Linked DNA regions of Homo sapiens: region 1 is linked to region 2. The links are chromatin loops, found by intact Hi-C in ENCODE. Cell type or tissue: OCI-LY7. All regions are shown on one strand.

Region 1 (8,000 bases), 53 kb before region 2:
ACAACAAAAAGCAAAAGCTGAACTTACCATCTTGTCCTCTTTCGGGATTCACTAGCTTAGTAATTGGCACCACCATCCCTCCAATTTCACAAGCCAGGAACCTAAGAGTCTCTTTTCACCCACCCCTTGTACTTTCTTTCAGCTCTCATACCGAATCTTTTCCCCAACTCTATTAACTATGCCTCCTAAATGTATTCCAAATCCATTTATCTCTCCATTTCCAATGCCATCACCCTAGTCAAAGTAATATAGTGATGTAAAAGTAACTGCAGTTTTCGCCATTAATAGTACGGCAGAAACGGCAATCACTTTTGCACCAACTTAATACTATTTTCCACCCTGCCAATTGACAACCCCTCTGATGCCTCTAGTCTGATACACTGACAGCTGACAACTCCTCTATTCTGATACAAAAATCTTTTCAGCATATGACCATGCTCTTCTCCTCCTTAAAACCCTTTAATATTTACCTATGAGTTTTAGGATAAAATCCCTTGATGTGGGCTACCAGACCCTGCAAGCTCTTCTCCCTGCTTGGTTAATCATCAGGTTTCACTCAACCCTTCACACTGAGCTCCAGCCTCTCTGGACTTTCAGCTTCTTGAATACTTTATGTTCTGTTGCCCCAGGTCCTGGGCACTGGCATTTATCTCACCTTAGGACACCTCTCCTTGCCTAGGTCTTCCCACTCATTCTTCAAACCTCAGTTCATACCATTAGTTCCTCAGAAAACTCATACCTGCTCATTCACATCTACTCTCACATTCTTAAAATGCTCACCCTTCCATTATCTCAAGATTGTTAATTACATGCTTATTTTTATAATTATTTTATTAACATTTGTCTTCTCCCATTAGACTATGAGTTCAATGAAAGTAGGAAACATGACTGATTTTATTCTCCATGGCCCTTGTGGTATACTAACAATTCCAGCAGTTACTCACTATTTGCTAAATATATAAATAATCATGCCTGGGTCTTGACTTTAATGTGAAACTCTGACTGTTATGTTGTCTGCAGAGACTTCTCCATTGCAGAGAAACCCATCATGTTTAATAGATCCATTTGCATTTCTGTAAACCACATACAATGTATTAACAGTCGTATTTAACAACAAAAATAGACTTACTTTGAAAGCTTAATCCTAAAACCTCAGCTCCTCATGAAATTCTGCCATGTCAAAGAAAAGTATCTACTTTACTATATGTATGTTATTATTGATCCTTTCTTTCACTTGCCAGTTGAACATACTCATGGAAAACACTTATTTTCCCAAAGCAAAATAGAAGATTGTACCTGGGAATCTTGTAACTAAGAATAGATGTTCGAGTAATTCAGTTAATAGTGATTCTTCAGTTGTGGAGACATTTGTTATGTGGGGCACTGTCAGAACTTCTAGTCTATAGCCACACCACCCCAAACACGCCCAGTCTCATCTGACATGACTTACAGTGAGAGTGAGTTTTGTAGACAATGCATTGGGAGGAATAAAAAACTGTCAGTTGTCTGTTTTTTTAAACTCTGAACATTCTAGATGGCTTTCTAAATGGCTACATTGAGAAAGCAACCTTAGATTTGAGAAAGCTCTAGTTTGAGCAAAAAAAAAATATTACCTTTCTCTCTCTCTCTCATCATGGTAGTGGCTATCTTAGATTTGATCTGACATCTAATACAGTACTTTACCAAATGACTTTACCTTTACTTATTAAATGTTGCTGCAGTGACACAATTCAGCTGCACCCTTCACCATGCATAAAAAAATAATCCTGAGCCTCACTTTACTTGATCACTGACCACTCTGGAGACTTCCCACAATAGTCCAAATCTCAGTTATTCTTTATCTTGTGCCCTTGAATGCCAAAATGTAAATCAAGCTCACATATATTATCCTGTCTCACTTATAGCTGCTTTACAAGCACAGCATGAAGTCATTGTTCAGCACGGTTTACAGGTACAAACACAACTGAAATCAGTACTGGTTAATTTTCTGAGGGTAAGAAGAATATTGAACACGTGAATTGCTACTGAGTATTTTTGCATGCTAAAATATCACTGCTGTTTTTCATGATATTTTATTCCATACCAAATAAGAATGAAATGCAAGTCTATCTTTTACAGTTTTATACAAAGAAGCAGAGGTCTTATGATAATAAGTTGATGGTTTCTAGCAACCTGACATGTATTTTCTGTATTTTTCCCTTAAATGTTTTGGGGGTTTTGGAATTTTCTACCTAGAAATAGTCTATAAGTGAGAAATGAATTTGTTCCAAGTTGTAGGATTCTGTTTTGTTCTCACTAATGTTTAATTGTAATATTAGAACTTGGTCAGAAACGGTAATATATTATATTTCTTCACAAGTATTGGCTGTTGCTAAACTTGGAAATAAACATAAACTAATATATTAATAAAATATACAGTCTGAAGAGCTTGTTAAATTTTAATAATACTATCATTTATACAGAAAACACAAATATATAAACATTATGCTGTATGATTTACTTAGTAATATAATAAACTAGAAAAATATTTACAAATATTAATATTTACAATAAGGCTAGAAATGAGAATTTTTAACAGGCCAAATTTCCACAAAGCTTTTATTACTCTTACTGAAAAAGAATGACAATTAACTTTTACAAATGTAATCACTTAAGCCAAACATGCTTGATCTATTCTACTACCTTAGTTTTGCTGACATTGTAATTTCTAGTTATTATTGTTATTTTGGTTATACATTATCAGTAAGTAGAGAATCAACTAAAACTAATGACTGATTTTTTCCCATGGTTGTAGAGCTTAAATTTATGAGTCCCATTAATCTCAATGTCAGAAATCAATAAAATTCTAGTTTTTAGTCTAGTTAAATGTTTATGTTGATATCCTAAACATTTGCCATATTACTACATGGTGTTAGTAATTCAACTTCCCTGAATAATGTTATTGAACACTAAGGTATCATAATTTGGCTATGCCATTGCCCAGCTGCTAGTATTTATATAGCTTGTTCCAGTTTCTTTATTGGGTTGTTTTTCTGTATTAAGGAACACATAAATTAATAGTTTTCAGCAAATTACTGTTTAGAAGACTTATATGAATTTGTAACTTTTTAAAAGTTAATTTTATTGAGATTAATTTATATATAATAAAGTATACCAATTTTAATTGTATGAGTCAATAAGTTTTGACAAATGCACACTTCCATATAGCCACCAATACAGAGATAGAAAAGTTTTATCACCTTAGGAAATTCTCTTGAGCACCTTTGCAGTTAACCCCACTCTCCTCCCCACTCTCTATCCCAAGGCAACCACTTGTCAATGTTCCATCACCACATATTAGTTTGTCCTGTTCTAAAATGAAATGTGAATGAATCATACAGTATAAGTTTTCATGTCTGTCTTCTTAGGCTCAACATAATATTTTTTGAGATTTGTGCATGTTGTCATATGTATCAGTAGTTTTTCTTTATTGCTGAATAGTATTCCACTGATGAATTCGTTTACCTCTTCATGTGTTAAAGGACATTTGGGTTCTTTTCACTTTGGGGACACTGGAGAAGAATAAAGCTGCATTCTTCCACAAGTCTTTTTTGCAGACATAGATTTTCATTTCTCTTGGGCAAATAAGAGTGGAATTGCTGGGTTCTAGAGCAGGTGTATGTTTAATTTTATAACAAACTGCTAAGCCGTTTTCCAAAGTACTTGTAGCATTTTACATTCGAAAAGCAATATACGACAGTTTCAGGTGTCCCGTGTCCTGTCACTGTTTTGCAGGACTGCAGCACAGTGAGACCATGCAACTTTGTGTCTTGAAGACCAACCCCAAGATTTCTGAATTCAGAAAACAATGAAAATAAGAGACTTTTAAATATGAAATCGCAAGGTAATATAAAATCCTTCCCTTTACAGGCCTGACCCCAATATTTGATCACTCAGTAAAATACTCATGTAAGAGGATTATTTGGGGAAGTGCATTTTCTTTGCATTGAAGCTTTGTCATATGTAAAGCCTTCATACCAGCTCAGAGGTTCAAAGCAGGTTTCTCTTCCTCAAAGCAAAGATTATCTTTGGTTTGGAAGTTTGCTTTTTTACCTATGCTGACCTAGCCTCAGCAACTGCACCAGGTGAAATGTTCTCCATCTATTGCTTACCTACAAATATTTTGTCTCTCTGAAGTAATTTAGTTCTTTTACATTTATTTGTACCTGTGCAACAGAATTTTTACAAAATGGTGTTTTTAAACAAAAGAATGAAAGGTTTGGTTTATTGGGTAACATCGTTTCAGTGGGAGTGAAGGAAGATCTTTCATGTCTTTTTATGTCCTAATCATAAGCCTAACTCTTGCAAAAATCTTTTTGCAAATTTTAAGTATCTCTTAAGGATGTACTCCCAGAAGACCATTACTAAGTCAAAAATTATGAATGTTTTTGTGACAATTGCCAAAAAGAATAATAGATAATATGATAATAGTATTATCTGTCAAATAAAATACTATGTTCCCTTTCCATAGAATTTGTTACTCTGATTTGAAAAGAACTCAATGAATTTTATTGTATCTATTTTGTTGAAATATTTGTGTATTGATCTCAAACTTATTTGCATTATATACTTACCTCCTATCACCACCCATTAATTCAACATTTATTTATTCCAAGAGCAGTCTAAGTAAGAGAATGACACTTTTCTCACTTTTACAGGCAAAATGAAATAAAGGAGTGTAACTGCTAATGGGCATGGGATTTCTTTTTTCTTTTTAAAAATGTTCTAAAATTGATTGTCGTGATGGTTATACAACTTTGTGACTACAATAAAAAATCACTGAATCGAAACTTCAAATGAGTGAATCATTTAATATATGGATGTTATCTCAATGAAACTGCTACTTAAAAAAATAAAATAAAAGGAACATTAATGTAAATGAAAATTCTCTGGTATGACTCTAACAACCAAATTCTTACCCAACTGAAAACCAAAATGTATTTCTTGGGACAACTTCTAAGCACATTGAAAAAAGAGAAAATTGCCTGGCCTCCAAGAACATTATCATAATAAATATAACAAGAATATACTAAAGTTTTATTTGATGTCAGGAGCTGAGCTAAATGTTTTAAATGATAATCTCATTTAATCTTTATATCAACTCTTAAAAGTTACTATTATTTACTAAATTTTGCGAAGAAGAAAACCAAGATTTAGATCAAAGTGGTAACTGGTAGAGACAAGGTTCCAATCACAGCTTTGTCTGATACAGTTCTTTTTTTAATCTACTGCTTCCCAACATTAGAGGATACCATCCAAGAAGACACCGTTGCTCCCGACTGTGGCAAAGAAAAAAAAGTCTACACATGCAGATATATATACTTAGAGTCACACAAAGTATAACAAACTTCTGGGGAGCCAAAAAGTAGGATGTACACATCAAATCACCTGACTTTGGTGAAAGCCTAGATGTAGAAATCATGGAAGCATACATTTAGAATCCTATATTTTGGAGGTTAAGTGGAAACCAGGGAGTGTGATACATTCTCCAGCTTTGAGTTGGCTGTGTTTGTAGTCATGCGTATGTTCAACATCACTTTAAAACCTTGTAGGGCCGGGCACAGTGGCTCATGCATGTAATCCCAGTGCTTCAGAAGGCCAAAGCAAGAGGATCACTTGAGACTAGGAGTTCATGAAATCCTGGGTAACATTGTGAGACACAGTGTCTATAAAAAATTAAAAAACAAAATCCGGACACAATGGTTTGTGCCTATAGTCCTAGCTACTCAGAAGGCTGAGGCAGAAAAATAGCTTAGCCTGGGAGTTTGAGGCTTCAATCAGCTATGACTGCACCACTGCATTCCAGACTGGGTGACAGAGTGAGACCCTGTCTCTAAACAAACAAACAAACAAAAAACAAAACAAAAGCCTCATTGATCCTGTGTCCAAACAAAATAGTAATACTTTAGATTCTATGACACTTGATAGTCAATGAAGAAGTGTTGTAATTGCTAAGACAACCTATGTCCAGCCTTTTTGGAAATTATAGAATATTAGTCTTGCAAGACATCTTTGAACATTTATTTTATAGGTAAGATAGCATCTCCCAGAGAAACTAAGGCAATTTCTTAAGATAAAGCAGGTCTTCAGAAAGAAAGTCAGGGAACTCTCCGGTGTCTTGAGCCAAGGTCCAGGAATCCTTATAACACATTATATTGATTATTACTGATGAATAAATGTTAGTTCCCTTCTTCTGTCCAGCCCTTAGCAATGCCCAGCTCTGGCCCAGTGCTCTTGCAAGAAGTTGCCTCCTTGATTTTTGGTACAGCCTGCTCTCTGGTTGCAAACTCTGGGAATAAACTTGGCATTAATCCGGACTCTGCTCCTGCCAAGTCCAATTTCATCAAGGAGTAATAAAATACAACAATTCAGATTTTTACTTTAATGTTCAAAGAATACTTCTGGATCATTGACTTTTGGACAGCCTTTCATCTGTGGGATGCAAATTATTCTAATTACAACAAGTTTACATCATAAAAAAGAAAAGCTGCTTTTATTTTAGAGCAACATCCACTAAGCAATAATAAATGAAATAAAGTTAAATTTTGCTTGCATTTACTAGTAGTTAGGAATGGATCAAAAATACCAAGGAATTGTGTTTGCCCCTAAGGAAAGCAGTGGGTGGTTAGGAAACTTTATGGAAGGAGCACTAGAATTTTATACTGTGTGCATTTGTACTGTGTGTACTCAGTAAATGAAAGAAACTACAAAGAAATAATGGCATATAAACCTTAGTAAAACAACTTTTCACTGTTGATATTCCACGAATAAACTACTTCTTACAGAAATACAAGTAAACAAACAGTCAAGAACTGAGATTTGCATCATACATATAAGTAAATTTTCCAGATAACTAACGCTTGCAGTCTCAAGATGCAACACTGTTTATTTTATCTTTCATTCTATAAATATAAATTCTAGCCACTTGTGTTTGCCCAGGCACTGAGCTATCCCTGAGCTACAACAGAGAACACAGTCCCTTCCCTTATAGAGTTTTAGTAATGTTAGATGGGATCATTATCATTAAAGTTATCTCATTTTTGCATTTTTAAACCAAGAGTAATCAATACATTTATATTGTCTTGATGATTTTTTTCTGAATAGCCACTATTAAAGTTTATTTTAGTAAACTATATTTTAAATTTATATTATTATATATTTATTTTATTAATATATTTATATTTTTATGTTTATAAAATATAAATTTATGTCTATATTTAATTTTTATATTTATAATTTATAAATATAAACTTACATTTTATATAAAATATATTAGATTATGTTTTAAATTTATATTATATTTAAAATATAGTTATTAAACTATATTTTAGATTTTATGTTTCTTCCTCCTATAGAAATCCACCAACTTCTATGGCACTGAGGTGCACAGATTGAGCTCTAACGCAGGTTGAGACTTCTAATCCAGGTTGAGTATTCTCTATCCAAAATGCTTGGGACCAGAAGTGTTTCAAATTTCTTTTTTTTTTTTTAAGATTTGGAAGTATTTGCATATACATAATGAGATATCTTGGGGTTGGGACCCAAGTCCAAACACAAAATTTATTTATGTTTTATATGCACTGTATACATATAGCCTAAAGGTAATTTTATACAATGTTTTTAGTAATACATGCAACTCATTGTATGAGATCCAGTGTGGAATTTTCCACTTGCGGCAACATGTCAGTGCTCAAACAGATACAGATCTTGAAGCATTTTGGATTCCAGATTTTTGGGATTAGTGATGCTCAAACTATACTTTTCATTATTTTGGTTTTTAATCTTTTGCAAGAGGTGAAACCAGGTAAGTTTAGAAGTTGTATGCTCAATAAGTGAGACTTCAAAGTATGTCTCTTTAAAGAACTTGTATACTTGTGGGGACTCTGGGAAACTTCTTCAGTGATTTGAAGAAAACCTTGGTTCACATATTTGCAAAGAGTCAAAGTTCTGCCAAATGAAAC
Region 2 (8,000 bases):
TCTGCCTTGGGATGCTGTTAATCTACAACCTTACCCCCAACCCCCTGCTCTCTGAAACATGTGCTGTGTCAACTCAGGGTTAAATGGATTAAGGGCAGTGCAAGATGTGCTTTGTTAAACAGATGCTTGAAGGCAGCATGCTCATTAAGAGTCATCACCACTCCCTAATGTCAAGTACCCATGGACACAAACATGGCCGAAGGCTGCAGGGACCTCTGCCTAGGAAAACCAGAGACCTTTGTCCATGTGTTTATCTGCTGACCTTCTCTCCACTATTATCCTATGACCCTGCCACATCCCCCTCTCTGAGAAACACCCAAGAATGATCAATAAATACTAAAAAAAAAAAAAAAAAAAAAAAAATTCTTAATTCTTAACTCCACCTGTGAAATCTTACTTGATCTGGTTATACTAAGAATAATCATCACACCATTCTGTCTCACATTCTAGAAGGCTTTGTAGTGGTAGAACTGTAAACAACATATAAACATTTCTGAAATATTTTGGTTGTTTTATCTTCCATAAGCCTCACACAAGCCATATGTATGATCACCCATCTTCTGGGCCATTACCTGATTATTGCTGCTACCACCTCTCTCGCTTTGGGGAAAGGAGATTCTCTTTCCTTATCAATAGGATTGGATCAGCTCTTCTAATTTCATGATGACATGAGTGTTCAGGAATGATGGAAGATAAATGTAACCCTGAGAAAATGTTGTAACTACTGCATTTTACAAGTCCATATCCATCCTAGAAGGTCTTCCAGCCTGCTCTCTGCCCTGCTCCCAAGATGGCCACATGTAGGTCTCTTCTTTCCCATAACCAGAGGGTTATAGGTTATATTATCCTTCAAAGTTTGGGATAAACCAATTTCTCACTCTAAAGAGAACAATGTGTTTTGATTTTCCCAACCCTAACCCTAGCCTAAAGTCTACCTTCTAATCTTATCTTATTATAAATGTCCCTGGATTGATCTTTCAAGGGATTTTTGCCTACTAAAAAAAATTACTCTCACTCAAAGAATTGTGGCCTGACAAGAAATCTACAAGAGTATTGGACACAGAGGCCAAAACATCATAAGGTCTGGATTATTCAGGCTAAAGTAATATCACCTGTGGGTTACCCACAGCCCAGTCCTCAGCTTCAGACAATGCTGGAGTCACTAGTCTTCTGTTTTCTTTCCTCTGTCATTCCTATTCAAAAATTCTAAAAATTTGGAGTTCCATTTCTCTTAGGAAGACATGAGTACATTAGTACAGTAACATATTTATTTCTACTTCCTTGAAATTTTATTGAGAAATCCATCATTTTCCAAACTTTTCTTTCTATTGTTGTAAAACAGGGATGAATGGCCATGAGCACTTCATTGCCTCATCTCAGGTGACACTTTTTTGCCCTTTGAAAAGCCTATAATATACTTTATAATGTAGTTTAACTTTTCCACTTTACCTCATGTAAACAAACTGATTTTCCAACTTATCAATACAGTATGAACATTTCTCCAAGTCAATTAACAAAAAGAGGAAATATCACTTTAAATGAATGCACAATTTCTCTATATAGAGAAAAATAATACGTGTGCATATATGCATGTGTAAATATATGTATAAGACTAAATTCTACAAGTTTTTAAACTATCTTTTTACTGATGGAGACTCATCATGGTTTTTTTCCCCCTGTACTACAAACAAAGTTGCCATAAACATTCTAACATTCTGGAGTACGGTATCCCTTATATTGAAATGCTTGGGACCAAAAATTGTGTAAATTTTGGATTTTTTCAGATTATGAAATATTTTCATATCATAATGTGATAGGAATGAGACCCAAGTCTAAATTTCTTTACGTTCCCTACATACAGTGTACATGTAGCCTGAAGGTAATTTTATGCATTTGTAAAATTTTGTGTAAGAAACAAAATTTTGACTGTCTTTTGGCTGTCACCAGTCATATAAGGTCATATGTGAAATTTTTCACCTGTGGCATCATATCAGTGCTCAAAATGTTTCCAATTTTGAAGCATTTCAGATTTCAGATTTTTTAGTTGACCTTGGAACAACATGGGTTTAAACTGTGCAGGTCTGCTTACACTCATATTTTTTTAAAAAATAAATATATCAGAAAAAGTTTTGGAGAATTGCAATTGAAAAAACTAGCAGACTAACTGCATAGCCTAGAAATATAAAAAAAAATTAAGAAAAAGCTATGTACATCATGAATGCATAAAGTATATGTATATATTAATCTATTTTATCATTTATTACTATAAAATATACACAAATCTATTACAAAAAGTTAAAACTTATCAAAATGTATGCACACAAACCGTACAAGTCACCATTTGCAGTCAAGAGAAACATAAACAAACATAAAGATGCTGTATTAAACCACAACTGCATACAATTAACTGTAGCACATACTGTACTACCAGAATAATTATTTTTATTTTATTTTTATAAATGTGCTAGGTACAAGCGTACTTTTATTATGTGGTTGTTTTGTTATTTGGATATATTGCTAGTGGTGAACTCTGAGATTTTACTGTACTCATCACCCCAATAGTGAACATCGTACCCAATAATAATTTTTCAACCCTCACTCCCCTCCAACCCTGGCATCTTTTGGAATATTCTTCAATGTCTACTTTCCAGTGTATGTACTATTATAATAATTTTGTAGCCACCCCCTGTTGCTACTGTGGTGAGCTCCTGTTGCCAGTATCTGCCATGAACACTTGGTCTCTTCAGTAAATTCTGTATCTAAGTAAATAGTGTGTTCTCTCACAGTTCTCTTTTCATTGTGCTTAGTGTAATACTATAAATCTTGAATAACACCATGAGACCAATACAAAGTGCCACAAGTGATGCTCGGAGTGCTCCCAAGAAGCAGAGAAAAGTTGTGACATTATGAGAAAAAGTTAGATTGCTTCCTATAGATTGAGGTCTGCAGCTGCCTGCCATTTCAAAATAAATGAATACAGTGTAAGGTCCCTTAAAAAAAGGGGGGGAAATTCATAAGGCCCTCATTTCATGCCAACAGACATGAAAACCTTGTCTTTTCTTATCTCATGTTCAAAATGCAGCTTTTATGTGGGTACAGAATTGCTATAAGAAAGACATACCTATAGACTCTTATTTGATTCAAGAAATAGCGAAGTCATTATTTGACAACTTAAAGTAAAAGGAAGGTGAAAGATCTAAAGCTGGAGAATTTAATGCCAGCAAAGGATGATTTGATAATTTTAGAAAGTGGTTTGGTTTTAAAAATGTCAGGATAATGGGAGTAGCAACTTCTGCCAACCAAGAGCCAGCAAGTGAATTCTCAAATGCCATTAAGAAAAACATTGAGGAGAAAGGATATCTGCCTGAACAGGTATTAATGCAGCTGAAAGTGCCCTATTCTGGGGTGGGGGGGAGGGGGAAGCCCCAAAGGACATTTATTCATAAGGAGGAGAAGCAAGCACCAAGATTTAAGGCAGGAAGGGATAGGCTAACTCTACTGCTTTGTGCAAATGTAGTCGGGTTTATGATCAGGGCTGCCCTTAACTATAAAGCTGCTATCCCCTGAGTCTTGAGAGGGAAAAGAGAAACACTAGTTTCCAGTCTTTTGGTTGTACAACAAGAAGGCCTGGACTATGAGAATGCTTTTTCTGGATTGGTTCCATCAGCGCTTTGTCCCTGAAGTCAGAAGTACCTTGACAGTAAGGGACTGCTTTTTAAAGTATTTTTTTTGTTGTTGTTTAATTGGAAAATGCCCCCTGGCCACCCAGAACCCCGTGAGTCCAACACCAAAGGCACCGAAGTGGTCTCCTTTTCCCCCAAACACATCTCTAATTCAGCCTCTAGATAAGGGAGTCACAAGGACCTTTAAGGCTCTGCACATGGCACTCTATGGAAAGGTTTGTCAACACTACAAAAGAGAACTCCAATAGAGAGAACATCATGGAAGTCTGGAAGGCTTACACCTTTGAAGATGTCATCAGGTGATATAGAAAAAGTCATGAAAACCATGAAACTCAAAACAATAAGTTCCCGCTGGACAGAAGTACAATTTGTGTCCAGATGTTGTGCATAACTACAGAATTATGACAAACCCAATTAAGAAAAAACCCTGGAAAGAAGTATGGATATGAAGGGAAAAAAAGGTGTGGAGTGAAGGGTTGCAAGATATGGATCTCAGAGGAAGTTAAGAGCTAATAGACACCACACCAGAGGAATTAACAAAAGATGACTTGATGGAGATGAGTACTTCCTAACCAGTGCCAGATAATGAGGAAGAAGACATAGGAAAAGCAGTGCCAGAAAACAAATTGGCATTCAACAATCTGGCAAAAGGGTTTTGATTATTCAAGACTACTTTTGACTTCTTTTATGACATAGACCCTTCCATGATACAGGAACTAAAACTAAGGCAAATGGTGGAAGACGGATGGGTACTACACCGAAATGTTTTTAGAGAAATGAAAAAGCAAAATAGACAGAAATAATGATGTATTTTTGTAAAGTTTCACCAAGTGTGCTTGCCTTTTCTGCTTCCCCTTCCATCCCGTCCCCCTCTTCCACTTCTGCTACCCTAAGACAGAAGGACCAGCTCCTCCTCCTCCTCTGCCTACTCAACATGAAGACAACAATAATGAAGACCTTTAGGATGATCCACTTCCACTTAATGAATGGGTCATATATTTTTCTCTTCCTTACAATTTTCTTGATTATGATTTCTTTTCTGTAGCTTAGTTTATTGTAAGAATACAGTATATAATACACATAACATGCAAAATATATCTTAAATGTAACACGTTATCAATAAGCCTTCTGGTCAACAATAGGTTATTCATAGTTTGGGCGGAGTCAAAAGTTGTATGCGGATTTTTCACTGTGTGGGAGGCCAGCTCCCCTAACCCTATGTTGTTCAAGGGGCAACAATATTCTTTCCCGCGGGTGCTTTACTTTCCACAAATTCAAGTCCCAAAAGTAGAACTGCAAGTTCAAAAGGATTTTTAAAAAAATACTGCCAGATTACATAAAGTTTCCAATTTACATTCTCACTACCAATGTACAATGTTGGCATCCCTGAATCCTTATCAGCAATGAATTTTTAAATATACTATAAGGGATGAAAAAATATTTTTTTAAGTTTGAAATTCCCTGATCACTAATGAAGTTAAGCATCAATATTATTCCTTTAATATGCAAATGCTGAAAATACATTTAACTATAATAGATGTCAAAAATCTGTAAATCAGGCCAGGTGTGGTAGGCACTCACCTGTAGTCCCAGCCACTGGGAGACTTGAGTCCAGGAGTTCAAGACTGTAGTATGCAATGATCAAGCCTGTGAATAGCCACTGCACTCCAGAGTGGACAACATAGCAAGATTCCCATCTCTTAAAAAAAAGAGTCTTATAAGACAAAGGTCCTTGTAAATTAAGAGAAGCCAAAACAGTCACTGTGCCTGCAGAATATTTTAAATTGTTTTTTATCATACTTTAAGTTCTAGGGTACATGTGCACAACGTGCAGGTTTGTTACATATTCATACATGTGCCATGCTGGTGTGCTGCACCCATTAACTCATCATTTACATTAGGTATATCTCCTAATGCTATCCCTCCCCCAGCCTCCGACCCCACAACAGGCCCCAGTGTGTGATGTTCCCTTTCCTGTGCCCATGTGTTCTCATTGTTCAATTCCCACCTATGAGTGAGAACATGCGGTGTTTGGTTTTTTGTCCTTGCAATAGTTTCCTGAGAATGATGGTTTCCAGCTTCATCCATGTCCCTACAAAGGACATGAACTCATCATTTTTTATGGCTGCATGGTATTCCATGGTGTATATGTGCCACATTTTCTTAATCCAGTCTATCATTGATGGACATTTGGGTTGGTTCCAAGTCTTTGCTATTGGGAATAGTGCTGCAATAAACATATGTGTGCATGTGTCTTTATAGCAGCATGATGAATAATCCTTTAGGTATATACCCAGTAATGGGATGGCTAGGTCAAATGGTATTTCTAGTTCTAGATCCTTGAGGAATCGCCACACTGTCTTCCACAATGGTTGAACTAGTTTACAGTCCCACCAACAGTGTAAAAGTGTTCTTATTTCTCCACATCCTCTCCAGCACCTGTTGTTTCCTGACTTTTTAATGATCGCCATTCTAAGTGGTGTGAGATGGTATCTCATTGTGGTTTTGATTTGCATTTCTCTGATGGCCAGTGATGATGAGCATTTTTTCATGTGTTTTTTGGCTGCACAGATGTCTTCTTTTGAGAAGTGTCTGTTCATATCCTTCGCCCACATTTTGATGGGGTTGTTTGCTTTTTTCTTGTAAATTTGTTGGAGTTCTTTGTAGATTCCGGATATTAGCCCTTTGTCGGATGAGTAGATTGCAAACATTTTCTCCCATTCTGTAGGTTGCATGTTCACTCTGATGGTAGTTTCTTTTGCTGTGCAGAAGCTCTTTAGTTTAATTAGATCCCATTTGTCAATTTTGGCTTTAGTTGCCATTGCTTTTGGTGTTTTAGATATGAAGTCCTTGCCCATGCCTATGTCCTGAATGGTATTGCCTAGGTTTTCTTCTAGGGTTTTTATGGTTTTAGGTCTAACATTCAAGTCTTTAATCCATCTTGAATGAATTTTTGTATAAGGTGTAAGATCCAGTTTCAGCTTTCTACATATGGCTAGCCAGTTTTCCCAGCACCATTTATTAAATAGGGAATCCTTTCCCCATTGCTTGTTTTTGTCAGGTTTGTCAAAGATCAGATGGTTGTAGATGTGTGGTATTATTTCTGAGGTCTCTGTTCTGTTCCATTGATCTATATCTCTGTTTTGGTACCAGTACAATGCTGTTTTGGTTACTGTAGCCTTGTAGTATAGTTTGAAGTCAGGTAACATGATGCCTCCAGCTTTGTTCTTTTTGCTTAGGATTGACTTGGCAGTGCAGGCTCTTTTTTTGGTTCCATATGAACTTTAAAGTAGTTTTTTCTAATTCTGTGAAGAAAGTCATTGGTAGCTTCATGGGGATGGCATTGAATCTATAAATTACCTTGGGCAGTATGGCCATTTTCATGATATTGATTCTTCCTATCCATGAGCATGGAATGTTCTTCCATTTGTTTGTGTCCTCTTTCATTTCCTTGAGCAGTGGTTTGTATTTCTCCTTGAAGAGGTCCTTCACATCCCTTGTAAGTTGGATTCCTAGGTATTATTTCAAATATTATTTTAAAACAATGAGATATTGAAAAATACATTGGAGCAAATTCTTCACTCTTAAATCCTTTCAGCACAGAGACGATCAACTGACTGTCTGGGTGCTACATGAGCACTATTGGAGTCTCTTTCATCTGCCTGAGTCTGTGCAACAATATGAAATTATAATTTTACTATGCACCTAAAGTTTCCTCAATATATTGAATTATTACAGAATTTGATGAGTCAAATTTTGTAAATTCAGTTACCTTTTTCCACTACTCTAGGACTCATATACTATCTGGCCTAAGGGTTAAAGGTCCACAATTGAATGAGCCAAACTTGTTAATTTGAGGGTAAAGCATGTCAAGAAATCTGGCCTTAATGTCCAATGAACTTATATCATATTAAGTAGCTGGATAGAAACATGCATTCCAAAGTGGATACTATTTATCACGCTCAGTGCTCTATTCTTGAGAGTAAATCCCATGATAGGGTGGATGCTTTAATTGTGTAGTAAATAGTATTAGGTGTAATATCAAAACCACTAAGGGAACACTGATGATGTGAATAGGAACACTACCTGTGGATCTGGGAATTTTCTATAGAAATCCTATCTCTTTCAATTGCCTGTTTAGTGGGCAAGTTGTTTCAGTTCCTATAATATCTAAATTGGAGAAAATCACACCACCTACTTCTTCAGGTGTTATGATAATTATGAGTGATGACATCTTTTTAAGTGCTTAACACAATTCCTCACACATAGAAAGCAATAATAAACATTGGCTAGCATTGTAAGGATGTTTATTGTCTT

What was found. Peaks named below come from ENCODE experiments on the same cell type or tissue, not always from the same donor. Only the 100,000 strongest peaks of a DNase experiment are listed, where the experiment ranks them.
Region 1: a loop joins it to region 2, with 1.8 times the contacts of the local background. A loop is called at or near these places in 2 of 110 quality-filtered maps.

Annotation. Positions count from the first base shown.
Region 1 is chr5:50,556,146-50,564,145 of GRCh38, forward strand. No RefSeq gene overlaps it. Among named protein-coding and RNA genes, the nearest start is that of PARP8, 110 kb to the right of the region's middle. In OCI-LY7, no CTCF peak of the experiment used is centred here; a DNase peak (open chromatin) is centred at 4,036.
Region 2 is chr5:50,608,788-50,616,787 of GRCh38, forward strand. No RefSeq gene overlaps it. Among named protein-coding and RNA genes, the nearest start is that of PARP8, 54 kb to the right of the region's middle. In OCI-LY7, no CTCF peak of the experiment used is centred here; a DNase peak (open chromatin) is centred at 4,454; H3K27ac peaks cover 1,037 bases.